Linked DNA regions of Homo sapiens: region 2 is linked to region 1. Evidence: chromatin loops called from intact Hi-C (ENCODE). Cell type or tissue: PC-3. All regions are shown on one strand. Links, peaks and the distances in the headings refer to the core of each region. The heading gives the core; the rest is flanking DNA.

The links. Peaks named below come from ENCODE experiments on the same cell type or tissue, not always from the same donor. Only the 100,000 strongest peaks of a DNase experiment are listed, where the experiment ranks them.
Region 2: it touches region 1 in a loop (4-fold over the local background); 40 of 110 quality-filtered maps call a loop at or near these places.

What each region holds. Positions count from the first base shown.
Region 1 is chr5:131,257,403-131,260,329 of GRCh38, reverse strand. It overlaps a transcript of CDC42SE2 not described here. Among named protein-coding and RNA genes, the nearest start is that of CDC42SE2, 5.2 kb to the left of the region's middle. In PC-3, for the core only: no CTCF peak of the experiment used is centred there; a DNase peak (open chromatin) is centred at 1,399; H3K4me3 peaks cover 923 bases; H3K27ac peaks cover 971 bases.
Region 2 is chr5:131,186,212-131,189,138 of GRCh38, reverse strand. LYRM7 (LYR motif containing 7) reads right to left here. Exons shown (of 5, transcript NM_181705.4): 4 at 2,030-2,111. Among named protein-coding and RNA genes, the nearest start is that of LYRM7, 17 kb to the right of the region's middle. In PC-3, for the core only: no CTCF peak of the experiment used is centred there; no DNase peak of the experiment used is centred there; H3K27ac peaks cover 499 bases.

The DNA of each region.
Region 1 (2,927 bases), core at 272-2,771:
TTTTTAAATCCTCTTTTCCAAAATTTTATAGCAGTTCTTTCTAACATTTAGGAGACATGGTGTACGGAGTCAGAGTCTGGAGTTCAAATCCAAATTCTGCTGCATAATTAGTTAGGTGACTCTAAACAAAGTTTTTTCTAAACCTATCTTTTCTTCTAGTTTAATAAGACCAATAATATTACCTACCTGTGAGGTCTGTTGTGAGAAATATATAAGAGAACTCAAGTAAAATCGTTAGCCTTAGCCTTGGAACAGGCTGTGCTGGTAAAAGCTAGTTATTATCATTACACAAGCATATAATTAAGCTCATTGTTCTACATTTGTAATACTGAGAAAATGGCTCATAAAAGGCCCCAAATGGGATGGTATGAGTTCTACATCAATATAGTATAATGTTTAAATAAATGAACATTTTTAAAGGGGCACTAACATTTCTTCTGCCACCACAACGTGCCAGACACAATTCCAGGCAACAAAGGAAGCTAAGAGAAATAAGGCTCAAACTTAACACAGCTTTACAGTTGAATGACAAGAGACACATTTAATAGATAACTACATTCAAAGTAGTATGACCATATTTCCTGATTTATCAGGAATCTCTTGTCCTGGCTTAAGAGTTATTTGTGTCTTCTTTCATTCTCAGTTGTGTCTAGGTCTGCTGATAAATTAGATGATCATTCCTAACTAGATGTATGTACTAACTGCTTGGGATACAAGAGAAGAAACCACCAGTTCTGTGTAAAGCTATAGAGACTTAAATTGCTTCTTTATAGGAACATCTGAATGAGTCAAGTGAATCAAAAGAAAGAGGAAAGGCAGAGGGAAGATTTAATTGTTATTTTTCTGAGTCAGAACTACAAAGCTTTCTATACTTGTGCTGTGAACATTAACTAATAGCAAACTTAGTAAATCCACTTGACCAATGTTATATAAATTACTTTTGGAATTTAGTATTTTTTTCCTAAAGATATAACAGGCATACTCCAAGAAACAAATTATTCAACATGTATTTGTTTATGTATACAACATACAGTATATCTATTGAGTGTATATTATGTATACATGGTCTGTTTTTAGTGTGATAGAAGATACCAAAAAAATTATAAGGTACAGGCAAGCATCATAAAATCTAATGGCAAACCCCAGATATCTTAGCTAATTAGTCAATAAGGTAATGAGACATATGGCACATGAATTGTGATTTGGGAAGATTGAGAAAAATCAGGAATTGTGGAATTTATTGAGAAAGGAGAAAATAACCAACTGTCAGAATAATCATGGACAGTGGCCCTTTCTGTGACTGAAGCAGCCAAAGATAGGAAGGCAAGCTAAGTCAAACTTTGCTTTACACTCTTACCTGTGGCTGACCCTTGCTGCTCATCAAACCACAAATATTCATTGAATGCCTGCTGTTTGCCAGGTAGCATACCGAGTGCTGTGGAAAAATTCAGTATAAAGCATGGTCTTTGTCTTTAATGAAATGTCACACATCAACATTTGAATAAATAGACACAGTAGCTTTATGAATGTGGTTGAGGGGATCACTGAGGTCTGAATTAGTTAGAAAAGTTTTTTCAAAGGGAAAGGAATTCGAGGTGGGTCTCTGTGAAGAAGGTAGTCAGATCAGTGTTTCCCAAACTATGTATTGCACACCTCTCGTGGTGTGGGAGATGATTTTAGGTGATACACTTCACTGGGGATGGGAAGTGGAAGGATGGAGAGAGGTAAATTAGGGTACATGCAGCTTGGCTAGCTTCAATACATAGCCTGTGATCCAATTGCATTGCAGCCCCTCACCTCAAAAAAAAAAGTTAGGAATTGTAACAAAATGCCTCTGGGGACAACAAGATAAGAGGAAGGGAGCCTTTGGGGTCACTCTGCTATGTCAAGTTACAGACTAAGTAACCAAGAACTCCTTTTTCTTTTTTTTAAACAGCTAACATCTATATATGGCAAGTAATACCAATTTTACATATATGGTAGTAATACAAGTTTCCTTTATATGTTTGTTAAAGTTAAAAATATGAGTCAGCTAAAAGAGACTTAACAAGTAAACAATAATGGTGATAAAGCTTGTGGTAGATTTCACACAGAAAAAAAAACAATAAAGAGAAAGGGGATGTGGCACTAATTTAGGAAGCACAAAGCTTAGTGAGCAAAAGTTCAGAAACTGACATCTTAAAGGTGTGTTCCCAGGGAAAGCAAGAACCACAATGGATCTTGAGTTGAGTATTGGCAGGCTGGCATACAAGAGTGGGGAAAGATGAAGTCCAAAAGGCAGATAACAAGAGGGAGTGGACTCTGCTGGCAATTAAGACTCAGCACCAGGGCTGCAGAGGAGAGGATACTTCTCCCCGTATCTTGAGGAAGCCCCTTAGCACGGAAGAACGAGCAGAACTAGCACCAGTGTGTGTTAGGAAGCCATTCAGCAAGCACCAGGGGGTCTCCCATCTCTTTGGTTCACCAGGAATCCAGGAAGAGGAGAAACGGAATATCTTGTTAGATGGTCTCAAAGCACCGGGAGATTTGGTGCCCTTAAATTTAGCAGGTGGGGCCGAGCGCGGTGGCTTACCCCTGTAATCCTAAAACACTGGGAGACCAAGGCAGGTGGATTGCCTGAGCTCAGGACTTTGAAACCAGCCTGGACAACATGGTGAAAACTCATCTCTACTAAAATACAAAAAATTAGCCAGGCATGGTGGTGCGCACCTGTAGTCCTGGCTACTTGGGAAGCTGAGGCAGGAGAATCGCTTGAACCTGGGAGGCAGAGGTTGCAGTGAGCCAAGATCGTGCCACTGCACTCCAGCCTGGGTGACAGAGCAAGACTCTGTCTCAAAAAAAAAAAAAAAAATTAGCAAGTGGAACAGAAATCTTGCCACTTCCTCCTAGCACAGAGATATACATGTTGCTTTCATAAAGAAAGTTCA
Region 2 (2,927 bases), core at 158-2,657, 71 kb after region 1:
AGTCTCACTCTGTTGCCCAGGCTGGAGTGTGGTGGCATGATCTTGGCTCACTGCAGCCTCTGCCTCCCACATTCAAGTGATTCTCCTCCCTTACTTCCTGAGTAGCTGGAATTACAGGCATGCGCCACCATGCCTGGCTAGTTTTTGTATTTTTAGTGAAAATGGGGTTTCACCATGTTGCCCAGGCTCGTCTTGAACTCCTGACCTCAAGTGATCCACCCGCCTCGGCCTCCCAAAGTGCAGGGATTACAGGTGTGAGCCACTGCACCCAGCCTACAATAAAGCTTTTGGAAGAAAGCACAGGAGAATCTCTTCACGATCTTGCTTGAGCTAGTCAAAGATTTCTTTAATAGAATTAAAAAGCACTAATTATTAAGAAATCCATAAATATGACTACATTAAGAACTTCTCACAGAAAGATAACATTACCAAAGTGAAAAGGAAAGCCACAAAGTAGAAGATTCTTGTAATACATATACCCACCAAATTTCTATATTCAGAACATACAAAGAAATCCTTTAGATCAACAATAAAAAGGCAGACAACCCCTTAGAAAAATGGACAAAAGACTCAAACAGGCACTTCATAAAAAAGAATATCCAAATGTCCACTAAACAACTGAAAAGGTCCTCATCATTCATTAGTTACCAGAGAAATATAAATTAAAATCACAATGTGATACCACCACATATCCATCAGAAAGGCCAATTTTTTTTTTTTTTTTTTTTTACATGTGGCTTGTTTTACATGTTGGTTACATGGGTATTTCATTTTATGAAAATTCACTGAGCTATACAATTACAAATTGAGTACTTTTTTGTTTGTATGTTATACTTCCATAGTCTGCTTAAAAAACAAAGCCTTTCAATATATATATTTTTTGAGGCAGGGTCTTACTCTGTCGCCCAGGCTGGAGTACAGTGGCATACTCGCGGCTCATTAAGGCCTCAACCTCCTGGGCTGAAGTGATCCTCCCACCTCAGCCTCCCTACTAGCTGGAATTACAGGTGTGCACCACTGCATCCTGATAACTTTTGTATTTTTTGTAGAGGCGGGGTTTTTTCATGTTGCCCAGGCTGGTCTTGAACTCCTGGGCTCAATCTAGACTCCTGCCTTGGCCTCCCAAAGTGCTGGGATTACAGGAATGAGCCACTGCACCTGGCCAACAATTTTGAATGTCATCTTTTTGTTGTTACTGTCCCCAAAGATACTTTAGAGAATAAAAACAAAATATTATGTGAAATGAGATTTTGCTGAAGCACCATCTGGAGTCTCGAGATATGATGGAGGATCCTCAACTATATTTCCATTTCCTATAATCCTAAATCTTCTGAATTAAAATAACTAATTATAGGCCAGGTGCAATGGCTCATGCATGTAATACCAGCACTTTGGGGGGCTGAAGCAGGTGGATCACCTGAGGTCAGGAGTTTGAGACCAGCCTGGCCAACAAAGTAAAACCCTGTTTCTATTAAAAATACAAAAATTAGCTGGGCATGGGTGGTGTGTGCCTGTAGTCCTAGCTAGTTGGGAGGCTGAGGCATGAGAAATGCTTGAACCCAGGAGGTGGAGGTTGCAGCGAGCCAAGATCGCACTACTGCACTCCAGCCTGGGCGACAGAGTGAGACTCCATCTCAAAAAACCCAAAAAAAAAACAAAAACAAAAAAACAAAAAACAAAACTCATTATAGAGTAAAAGGTAAAGAAATAGTCTAGGTAAGTGATAAATGATGCCAGAAAAATTAAGAACTGTAAATAAATATGATAAAAATATATAGTTGTACTGTCTTCATAATTAGTGTTGAAATATAAGAAGATAAAAATAAAAAATAAAAATTGAAACAAATGTGGCAAAACAAAGTTTCATAATTCAGTCTTATAGACTATAACCTTGTAAAATATATATGCTATATACCATATTGTCTGGCAAAATCAAGCTGTTTTATCACTCAGCATTACATGTGCTATAATTATTCAATATTTTAAAACACATTGCAGTTAGAAACCATTTTTCTTTAATTTTACTTACTCAGTGTATTGTGGTCTGTGTGAATACCTTGTATAACAGATGTTCTGAGTAATAATTCAACATCAGAACCTATTTTCATTAGCTGTTAAGAAAACCAAACAAATAGAGTAAGTCCTTTAGGTGTTTCATATGAATGTACTGTTTTTGAAAACGATAGTTTTACTATAATTTCTTTTCAAGTAATACAGTAGTTTCTCCTTATCTGCAGTTTCAGTTATCCGTGGTCAACTGTGGTCTGAAAATATTAAATAGAAAATTCCCAAAATAAATAATGTATAAGTTTTTAATCACATGTCACTCTGAGTAGCATGATGAAATCTCATGCCATCTGCTCCAGCCTGTCTGGGATGTGAATCATTTATTTGTCCAGCATATCCATATTGTATACACTGTCCACCTGTGGTCACTTAGTAGCCATCTCGGTTATCAAGATTGACTGTTGCCACACTGCAGTGCTTATATTCAAGTAACTCTTATTTTACTTAATAATGGCTCCAAAGCACAAGAGTACTGTGTCTAATTTATAAATTAAACTTTATCATAGGAAAGTATATATAATAAAAACATAGTATATAGGATTTGGTACTATCAGAGATTTGAGGCATCCACTGAGGATCTTAAAATGTATTCCCCAATGATAAAGGGGGACTACGGTACTGCTTTTAACTTTTTATAACCATTCCAACTAGTATAGAAAGCTCAGATATGCATATAGTTTTAACTTTTATCTATCAATTCTATATTTTCTTCCAAAACAGATTTAGAGTATTTTTTGTTACAATGTGTATTTTTAAGTGTGTTTAAAATGCACATTTTTGGGAGGGCAGTTGAATCTTTCTTTTATAGAATTAGATGTTCAGAACACTTGAACTCCAACTTTGGCTGTGTCATTAAGTGT